2 separate regions of the Homo sapiens genome follow, and region 2 is linked to region 1. The links are chromatin contacts, found by Hi-C or POLR2A ChIA-PET in ENCODE. All regions are on one chromosome and are shown on one strand. Each heading gives the region's core, a stretch centred on a gene start or an enhancer-like site at or near the end of the contact. The rest is flanking DNA. Distances are from core to core; before and after follow the strand shown. Region 1 holds the start of ZNF208 (zinc finger protein 208). Region 2 holds the start of ZNF257 (zinc finger protein 257).

Region 1 (5,175 bases), core at 1,641-4,140:
CTTCAGCTGGGCGCAGTGGCTCATACCTGTAATCCCAGCACTTTGGGAGGTCGAGGTGGTTGGATCATGAAGTCAGGAATTCAAGGCCAGCCTGGCCAAGATGGTGAAACTCTGTCTCTACTAAAAATACAAAAAAAAAAAAAAAAAAATTAGCCAAGTATGGTGGCGGGTGCCTGTAATCCTAGCTACTCGGGAGGCTGAGGCAGAGAATTGCTTGAACCCAGGAGCCAGAAGTTACAGTGAGCTGAGATCACGCCACTGTACTCCAGTCTGGGAACAGAGCGAGACTTGTCTCAAAAAAATAAAAAAAAATAAAAAAAAACGGATCTTCATCTCTCACCTTATACAAAAATCAACCCAAGATGGATCAAATACTTTAATCTAAGACCTGAAACAACCCGAATTCTAAAGCATTGAAAAAACTCTTCCAGGCATTGACTTAGGCAAAGAGTGCATGACCAAGAATCCCAAAGCAAATGCAACAAAAACAAAGACAGATGGGACTTAAAAAATTCTCAAAAGAAGATACACAAATGGCCAACAAACATAGAAAAAAAAAATACTGAACATCACTAATGATTAATGACCAGGGAAATGCAAATCAAAACCACAATGTGATACCACCTTACTCTTGCAAAAATGACCATGATTGGCCGGGCATGGTGGCTCATGCCTGTAATCCCAGCACTCTGGGAGACCGAGACAGGTGAATCACCTGAGGTCAGGAGTTCCAGACCAGCCTGGCCAACATGGCAAAACCACGCCTTTACTAAAAATACTAAAATTAGCAGGGCGCGATGGCGTGTGTCTGTAATGCCTGCTACTCGGGAGGCTGAGGCTGGAGAATCGCTTGAACCCGGGAGGCGGAAGTTGCGGTGAGCCGAGATCGCACCACTGCACTCCAGTCTGGGCGACAGAGCGAGACTCCATCTCAAAAACAAACAAACAGAAAAGACCATAATTAAAACATCAAAAAATAGGCCAGGCACAGTGGCTCATGCCTGTAATCACAGCAAACTCCATCACAAAAAAAAACTCCATCTCAAAAAAAAAAAAAAAAAAGAAATAGGGGATAAAAACCCAAATATTGTATGTCCTCACTTATAAGTGGGAGCTAAGCTATGAAGATGCAAAGGCATAAAAATTATATAATGGGTCTGAGTGCGGTGACTCACGCCTGTAATCCCAACACATTGGGAGGCAGAGGCGGGCGATTACTTGAGGTCGGGAGTTCAAGACCAGCCTGACCAACATAGAGAAACCCTGTCTCTACTAAAAATACAAAATTAGCCGGGCATGTTGGGGCATGCCTATAATCCTAGCTACTTGGGAGCGCTGAGGCAGGAGAATCGCTAGAACCTGGGAAGTGGAGGTTGTGGTGAGCCGAGATCACACCACTGAACTCCAGCCCAGGCAACAAGAATGAAACCCTGTCTCAGAAAATAAATAAATAAATAAATAAAAGAATTATATAATGGACTCTGGGCACTCAGTGGGAAGGGTGGGAGAGGGGGTGAGGGATGAAAGACTACACATTGGGTACAGTGCACACTGCTTGGGAGATTGGTGCACGTAAATCTCAGAAATCACCACAAAAGAACTTATCCATGTAACCAAATACTACGTATACCCCAAAACTATTGAAATATAATAATTTAAGACAAAAATAAAAAGCCCCAAACTCCCATAAGTTTAAGGTTATATGCTTTGTCTTTTTTTTAAGAAAGGGTCTCACTCTGTTACCCAGAATGGAGTGCAGTGGCTTGATCAGGGCTCACTGCAGCCACAACCTCCTGGGCTCAGGCAATACTCCTACTTCAGCCCCTGAATAGCTGGTAACTACAAGTTCAGGTCACCATGCTAAATTAGCTGGGTGTGGTGGACGGCGCCTGTAATCCCAGCTACTCGGGAGGCTGAGGCAGAAGAATTGCTTGAACCCAGGAGGCGGAGGTTGCAGTGAGCTGAGATCATGCCATTGCACTCTAACCTGGTGGACAGAGCAAGACTCTGTCTCAAAAAACAACAACAACCATAATAATAATAATAATAATAATTTAAGGTTGTTTCAAGTTAAAAAAATCTATTAAAATAAAATAGAAAAAGTTAAAAAAATGTGAGATTATAAAATATATATGAAAATGTAGAGTGTTGGAAAAGTGACAAATTTGATGGATTTATTTATAAGGTTTTACTAAAATAAGTTTAATTTTTTTGTTTTGTTTTTTGAGATGGCGTTTCACTCTTGTTGCGCAAGCTGGAGTGCAATGGCCCAACCTCGGCTCACTGCAACCTCCACCTCCTGGATTCAAATGATTCTCCTGCCTCAGCCTCCTGAGTAGCTGGGATTACAGGCGCCCACCACCACGCCCGACTAATTTTTGTATTTTTAGTAGAGAAGGGGTTTCACCCTATCGACCAGGCTGGTCTTGAACTTCTGACCTCCAGTGATCCGCCCTCCTCGGCCTCCCAAACTGTTGAGATTAAAGGCGTAAGCCATCGCGCCCGGCCTTTAGTATTGATAACACACTATGACTAAAGTAAAAATTAATTTACTCTGGAACAAAAGTTTTATGTATTATTAACATGGCAGTAAAATATATTCGTTCACATTTCGAATACATTTAAAAAGAGAGAGAGTAAAGAAGAGATAGAATATTCGCATGCTCTGGGGTGGGCCTGGCTCAGCTCAGGGAGGAAGCCCTGCCTGAAAGGTTGCAGCCTACGCTGGCTCTCTTTCTTCATTCAGCCCAGCATCTGATCACATCTTCTGTCACTCAGGGCCTGAAAGGGCGGGGCCTTAAACATTATCCAATCAGGGATGCTGGGCTGGGAACGTCCAATCAGGCAGGCAGCTGGAGGGGACAGGTCGGCTTCCGGGATGTGGTCGGTCCTTTGTCTCTCGCTGCAGCCGGAGGTCAAGGTCTCGTCCTTACTGCTGTGTGTCCTCTGCTCCTAGAGTCCCAGCCTCTGTGGCCCTATGACCTGCAGGTATTGGGAGATCCACAACTAAGTCGCCAGGACCCCCTGGAAGCCTAGAAATGGTGAGTGTGCCGGGTCCGACACACTGAGAGAGTGGCCCGGGCTGCTTGGAACCGGTGGGAAGTGGCTGTGGCGGGACTCAGGCCTCCCCGCAGTCAGCTCCACATCTGTGCCCCGAGTTCTTGCCTAGCTCGACCTCAGTCCGGTTCAGCCATAAGATGGAGGCTGCGCTGACACCCGGTCCCCGGGCGTCCTGTCTCTTCCCTGCGCTGTGATTGTGCCCTGGCCTGGAGCCCTCTTGGGGCCGCTCTGCACCCGCAGCGCGGAGTCTCTCCCAGATGTGCAGGGACCATGAGAGGGTCGTGAGAGGAGAATCCTGACTTGGGGTGTGGGTTCATGAATGGGAAGAGCTTTGGTCCGTGAGGCTCCCAGTTCCTGTTTTCTCCTATTAAAAATTTATGGAAGTCACCTCAAAAATATTAAAGAATTTAATCAAAGAGTGATTCCAAAATTGTAGAGCACCCAGCTATGGGTTGTAGTTAATGGTCTATTGAAGGGGTTTGACGGAAAGAGTTTTATAAGGTGCATAACGAGGAAAACCACATTCAATAATTGGTTAGGTACAGTTACGTAGTTTCTTGTTTTGTTTTATTTATTTATTTATTTTTGAGACGGAGTCTTCCCTCTGTCGCCCAGGCTGGAGTGCTGTGGCACGATCTTGTCTCACTGCAAGCTCCGCCTCCCGGGTTGACGCCATTCCACTGCCTCAGCCTTCCGAGTAGCTGGGACTACAGCCGCCCGCCACCACGCTCGGTTACTTTTTTGTATTTTTAGTTGAGAAAGGGTTTCACCATGTTAGCCAGGATGTTCTCGATCTCCTGACCTCGTGATCCGCCCGCCTCGGCATCCCAAAATGCTGGGATTATAGGCGTAAGCCACCGCGCCCGGCCTTGTGGTTTCTTAATTTGTAACATCAAGATGGAAGTTTCTTGGTTATGTAATCAGAGGTTAATTGGCAGTTTATAGTGTGTTAAGCCTGAAATTTTTTCCCCCAATGTAGTAATTTACAAAAAATGCATTTGAATTAGATTTTTTTTTTTTTTTTTTGAGACCAAGTCTCACTCTGTCGCCCAGGCTGGAGTGCAGTGGCGCCATCTGGGCTCACTGCAATCTCCGCCTCCCAGGTTCAAATGATTCTCCTGCCTCAGACTTCCAAGTAGCTGGGATTCCAGGCATGCACCACCATGCCCTCTAACTTTGCATTTTTAACAGGGACGGGGTTTCACCATGTTGGTCAGGCTGGTCTCGAACTCCTGATTTCAAGTGATTCACCTGCTTCGGCCTCCCAAAGTGCTGGGATTACAGGGTAAGCCACCGTGCCTGGCCGAATTAGATTTTTTAAAAGTAGAAATTAGAAACTAGAGCCTCCTCAGTCTAACTGCCAGCCACTTAATTATTTTCACACCCCACAAGGAATTGCTGTTTCCTTGCATTTTTCACATGTGTCCCAAGCAGGACCTCAAGTCTATCTGCCACCCCCTATTTCTCCAGCCTGACTCTGGCTTGCAGTAAAATACTTAATTTCCAGTTCCTTCTGACATTCCCAAACGCCAATTTCCCCTCCCTTATTCACATGATCAACTATTTGTCCTTTAGTTTACATTTTGATACCTATTGTAATCATTTTTTGACAAAGCATTTGATGGCACATTTAAAAAGATTTGTTTTCTGTTTGTAAATATTTTTTCTTCTGTTTTCCGTAGACATAGATATCAGAATGTTTTGGGTCAAGGTTTCCCTTTGGAAACTTTATAGGGAGATGTGTCCTCAGACACCCTTCAGTTTTTTCTTGGACCTGAGATTCAGTACTATCTGGGGAAAAACTAAGATACCCGCCATGGCTATGTCTGCGAGAGCGTCTAGTGAATATCAGCTCCTGGGTCATTTTCTCCCATAAGACAACCTGAGGTACACAGTGTAGCCTCTCTTCTCCCATAACACAACATGAGATATGGAGTGTAGCCTCTCAAGAGAGCAGGTGAATACCCTGGGGCTGAGAGGCATCTTCTGGTGTGCTGTTTTTTTGGAAAGCTAACCCCTTGAGATATTAGTGTTGTCTTTACCCAACGCAGCTTCCATTTCTTGGAGACATATTGCTGTTCAGACAATCAGATGCTGGTATTGAAGGGGAAACCA
Region 2 (5,175 bases), core at 1,396-3,895, 42 kb before region 1:
TTATTTCTGTGTTTTTTACCAGCATCTGATTGGCTTAACAGCAATGTGTCTCTAAGAAATGGAAGCTGAGTTGGGTGAAGACAATCTTAATATCTTCGAAAAAGAAATACAACAGGAGACTCCTCTCAGCCCTGGGGCAGCCACCTTCTTTCTTAATAGGCTACACTCCATAACTCAGGTTGTGCTATAAGAAGAAAAAAAAAAAAAAAAAAAAGACCCAGTAGCTGATATCCACTAGATACTCTAGCAGATATAGCCATGGTGGGTATCTTGGTTTATCCCCAGGAAATACTGAAGCCCAAGACCAAGAACAAAACTAAAGGGTGGGTGAAGACATCTCACCTCACAGCTTCCAAAGGGAAACTTTGACCCAAAAACATTCTGATAAGATCTCTGTGCCTATACAAGATAAAAGCAAAGAGGAACAAAATTTTTTTTACACTACAGTGTCAGGGAATTATACTTTGCTTTCTTCCCATGGAAAGTATTTACAAACAGAAAACAAATCTTTTTAAAGTGCCATCCAATGCTTTGTCAAAAAATGATTAAAATATGGTATAAAAAATGTAAACTAAAGGATGAATAATTGATAATGTGAATTAGGGAAAACTGGCATTTGGGAATGTCAGAAGAAACTGAAAATTTAGTATTTTATTATTTACTATTTTTGCAATCCAGAGTTAGGCTGAAGAAATGATGAAGGGGGAGGAGGGTAAAACTTGAGACTCTGCTTGGGACACATGTAAAAAATTCAGCGGAAAAGGCCGGACGCGGCTCACTCCTGTAATCCCAGCACTTTGGGAGGCCAAGGCAGGCGGATCACCTGAGGTTAGGAGTTCGAGACCAGCCTAGCCCACATGAAACCTCATCTCTACTAAAAATACAATAACTAGCCAGGTGTGGTGGTGGGTGCCTGTAATCCCAGCTACTCCGGAGGATGAGACAGGAGAATAGCTTGAACCTGGGAGGCGGAGGTTGCAATGAGCAGAAATCTCGCCCCTGCACTCCAGCCTGGGTGACAGAGTGAAACTCCTTCTTAAAAAAAAAAAAAAAGAAAAACAAATCAGCGGAAAATTAGTCCCCTGTGGCTTGTGAAAATAATTAAGTGGCAGGCAACTAGACTGAGGTGGCTCTAGTCCCTGGATTTCTACTTTAAAGAAATTTAACTCAAATGCATGGTTTTTGTTTTGTTTTGTTTTTTTTGAGATGGAGTTTCACTCTTGTTGCCCAGGCTGGAGTGCAATGGCACAATCTCGGCTCACTGCAACCTCCACCTCCTGGGTTCAAGCGATTCTCCTGCCTCAGCCTCCGGAGTAGCTGGGATTACAGGCATGCACTACCACGCCCCGCTAATTTTGTATTGTTAGTAGAGGCGGAGTTTCTCCATGTTGGTAAGGCTGGTCTCGAACTCCCGACCTCAAGTGATCCGCCCGCCTGGGCCTCCCAAAGTGCTCGGATTACAAGCGTGAGCCACAGCGCCGGCCTCAAACGCATGTTTTTATAAATTACTAAATTGGGGGAAACAAAATTGAGGCGTAGCCAACTATACACTACCATTTAACCTCTGATTACATAACAAGGAAATGTCCACCTTGATAGTACAAATTAACAAACTATGTAACTGCATCTAACCAATTACTGAATTTGGTTTTCTTTATCTCATGTTATTAAAGTCTTCTCTTCAAGCCCCTGCTATGGACGACAAATGACAAACCATAGCTGGGTACTTTACAATTTTTTTTTTTTTTTTTTTTTTTTTTTTGAGACGGAGTCTCGCTCTGTCTTCAGGCTGGAGTGCAGTGGCGCCATCTCGGCTCACTGCAACCTCTGACTTCCTGGTTCAAGCGATTCTCCTGCCTCAGCCTCCTGAGTAGCTGGGATTATAGGCACATGCCACCACGCCCGCTAATTTTTGTATTTTTAGTAGAGGCGGGGTTTCACCATATTGGCCAGAATGGTCTCAATCTCCTGACCTCGTGATCCGCCTGCCTCGGCCTCCCAAAGTGCTGGGATTACAGGCGTGTGCCACCGCGCCCGGATTTTTGAATCACTCTTTAATTAAATTCTTTAATATTTTTGCGGTGACTTCTGTATATTTTTAATAAGAGAAAAGAGAGACTCAGAACCCCACAGACCAAAGCTCTTCCCATTCATGAACCCCGCACCCCGAGTCAGGATTCTCCCCTGACGACTCTCCTGTGGTCCCTGCACAACCTGGGGAGACTCGGCGCTGCGGGTGCAGAGCTGCCGAGAGAGGGATCCAGGCCAGGGCACAGTCACTGCGCAGGGAAGAGACAGGACGCCCGGGGTCCCGGCTGTCAGCGCAGCCGCCATCTTATGGCTGAGGGGGACCGAGGCCGAGCTGGCCAAGGAAAACTCGGGCGCAGATGGTAGGGCTGACTGCAAGGAGGCCTGAGTCCCGCCACAGCGACTTCCCACAGGTTCCAACCACCCCCTTCCCCTCTCCCAGGATGTCGGACCCAGCACTCTCACCATTTCTAGGCTTCCAGGAGGACCTGGCGTCTTAGCTGGGGATCTCCCAATACCTGCAGGTCACAGGGCCACAGAGGCTGGGCCCCTAGGAGAAGAGGACACAGACCAGGGAAGACGAGACCTGCAGCTCGGGCTAGAGCGAGAGACAAAGTACCCGCCAAACCCGGAAGCCACCCTGTCCGCTCCAGCTTCGTGTCTGATTGGACGGTTTCCAGCCCAGCGTCCCTGACTGGATAACGTTTAAGGCCTCGCCCCTTTAGGCCCTGAGTGACAGGAGACGTGATCAGATGCTCGGCTGAATGAAGAAAGAGTGAAAGCCTAAGCTCCAGCCTTTTCAGGCAGGTTTTCCTCCCTGAGCTGAGCCAGGCCCAACCCAAAGGTATTTGCATTTAACCTTGTGTGTAAGGTCATATGCGTTTATACATAATACATAATATGGCCGGGCGCGGTGGCTCACGCCTGTAGTCCCAGCTACTCCGGAGGCTGAGGCAGGAGAATCGCTTGAACCCAGGAGGCGGAGATTGCAGTAAGCCGAGATCGCGCCACTGCACTCCAGCCTGGGCCACAGAGTGAGACTCTGTCTCAAAAAAAAAAAGAAAAGAAAAAAATACACTATATTGTTATTCACAAACAAAAATAATCTAATAACAACTATTTTAAAATTTCAGCTTTCCTGACCTTCCTGGCTTCTGGTTTTTTGATCAGGCAGCCTGAGATTTTAAGAAGGAGGCAATCATGGCCGGGTGCGGTGGCTCACGCCTGTAATCCCAGCACTTTGGGAGGCCGAGGCCGGCGGATCACCTGAGGTCAGGAGTTGGAGACCAGCCTGACCAATACGATGAAACTCCGTCTCTACTAAAAATACAAAAATTAGCGGGGCATGGTGGCGGGTGCCTGTAATCCCAGCTACTGGGGAGGCCGAGACAGGTGAACCCGGGAGGCAGGAGTTGCAGTGAGCCGAGATCGCTTTGAACTCCAGCCTGGGCACCAAAAGCGAAACTAAGCTCCGTCAAAAAAAAAAAAAAAAAAAGGAGGCAATCTTCTGAAATAGAATGTGAGCCAAATGTGAATTTTAAATTTTCTAGTAGCCAAACTTTAAAAAGAAAGAAGAAATAGGTCAAACTGATTGTAACAATTTCAGTAACCCAATATATCCAAAATATTACTATATGAGCAATGTGTAATTATTAATGTAGCATGTATATAGTTAGAACTATATCATTGGAACTAAGTCTGTTTTTTTTTGTTTTTTTTGTTTTTTTTTTTTTATTTTTTTTTGAGATGGAGTTTCGCTTTTGTTGCCCAGGCTGGAGTGCAATGGCACAAAGTGTGTTCTCTGCCTCCTGGGTTCAAGTGAGTCTCCTGCCTCGGCCTCCTGAGTAGCTGGGATTACAGGCATCTGCCACCATGCCCGGCTAATTTTTGTATTTTTAGTAGAGACGGGGTTTCTCCATGTTGGTCAGGCTGGTCTGGAACTCCCGACCTCAAGTGATCCACCTGCCTCGGCCTCCCAAAGTGCTGGGATTACAGGCGTGAGCCACCGCACACAGGCTACTAAGTCTGTTTTTTGCCTTTCCAGCACATCACAGTGTAGACCCAGCCACATTCCAGGCACTCAGGAGCCACACGTGAAGTGCAGCTCTGATGTTGGGTGGGTAAAGGGCCTGAATAAATTTATTCTGCCAGTGTGAAGGAAGGGCCTCTTCCTAACAACATCTCTCTTCAGTTTGGAGGATGGAAAAGATGGCGGCCATAGAAAGAGCAGAGGGCAGCAGGAATAAATTAACCACAAGTAGACAACTGCTGGCCACCTTTGGCCCACCTTCCTTCCAGAGATCAGAAAGGGAGCAAAGGATGATAGGTCCGGAGGAGAAGAAAACTCTAAGTCTTCATATCTGTGCATACTCTTGACCTGCAGTGTTTATATAGAGAGAAAATAGATTAAATGCAAACATATTTTGCTATTTGGCCTTGAACCTAATCATCGGGCCTCCTGGATTGAAGTGATTCTCGTGCCTCAGCCTCCGGAATAGCTGGGATTACAGGCGTGTACCACCATGCTCAGCTAATTTTTTTGTATTTTTAGTAGAGATGGGGTTTTGCCATGTAAGCCAGGCTGGTCTTGAGCTCCTGGCCTCAAGTGATCCGCCCACCTCAGCCTCCCAAAGTGCTGGAATTACAGGCATAAGCCACTGTGCCTGGCTATGATATATTTTTACATTTATGGTTTAGGTGATATGTCCTTCTTCTCTGTCATGTCCCTGCCAAAATGTGGGATGATGACATATCCCTGGACCTAGCACATAGTTAACGTGACTCTTGTATGTTGCAGAGGCCCCACATATTTTGAGTAGTGTGACATATGACTAGACCAAACACCTAGAAGATGGGAGGCACCTGTCTGTTCCCTGTAAACAGGGTGTTAGCCCTACCATTCTCAAAAGCCTCATGACATATCTCTGCATTCATCACCTAGGAGATGTGACTCTCTTCTGCTGCCTGCATCCTGCCAACAGGAAAGATTGTGACATAACATTTGGCCCAGCAACAGGTTGATGTGTTTTCTTTTCCTGGGTCCTGTTCACAGGGAGCGTTGTGACATATCACTGGGCACAGCACCCACATTCTGTGACTCTGCTGCCTGTGCCCTCCTTTCAGAACAGGAATGTAACATATCCCTGG

The links. Hi-C counts contacts between places; a loop is a spot of excess contacts on that map. ChIA-PET counts read pairs that join two places held with the same protein, here RNA polymerase II (POLR2A). Pooled maps may share reads with other maps.
Region 2: a map of CD4-positive, alpha-beta memory T cell shows a loop between it and region 1 (7-fold over the local background). The contact joins the promoter of ZNF257 here to the promoter of ZNF208 in region 1. A Hi-C loop is called at or near these places in 2 of 168 maps with a recorded cell type or tissue (CD4-positive, alpha-beta memory T cell and naive thymus-derived CD4-positive, alpha-beta T cell) and 6 of 50 pooled maps. POLR2A ChIA-PET finds 5 or more read pairs at or near these places in 2 of 52 experiments (CD4-positive, alpha-beta T cell and activated naive CD4-positive, alpha-beta T cell).

Annotation. Positions count from the first base shown.
Region 1 is chr19:22,008,658-22,013,832 of GRCh38, reverse strand. ZNF208 (zinc finger protein 208) reads left to right here and starts at 2,890. Exons shown (of 4, transcript NM_007153.3): 1 at 2,890-3,041. The coding sequence starts at 3,039.
Region 2 is chr19:22,049,954-22,055,128 of GRCh38, reverse strand. It overlaps ZNF257 (zinc finger protein 257), which reads right to left and starts at 2,645. Exons shown (of 4, transcript NM_033468.4): 1 at 2,494-2,645. The coding sequence starts at 2,496.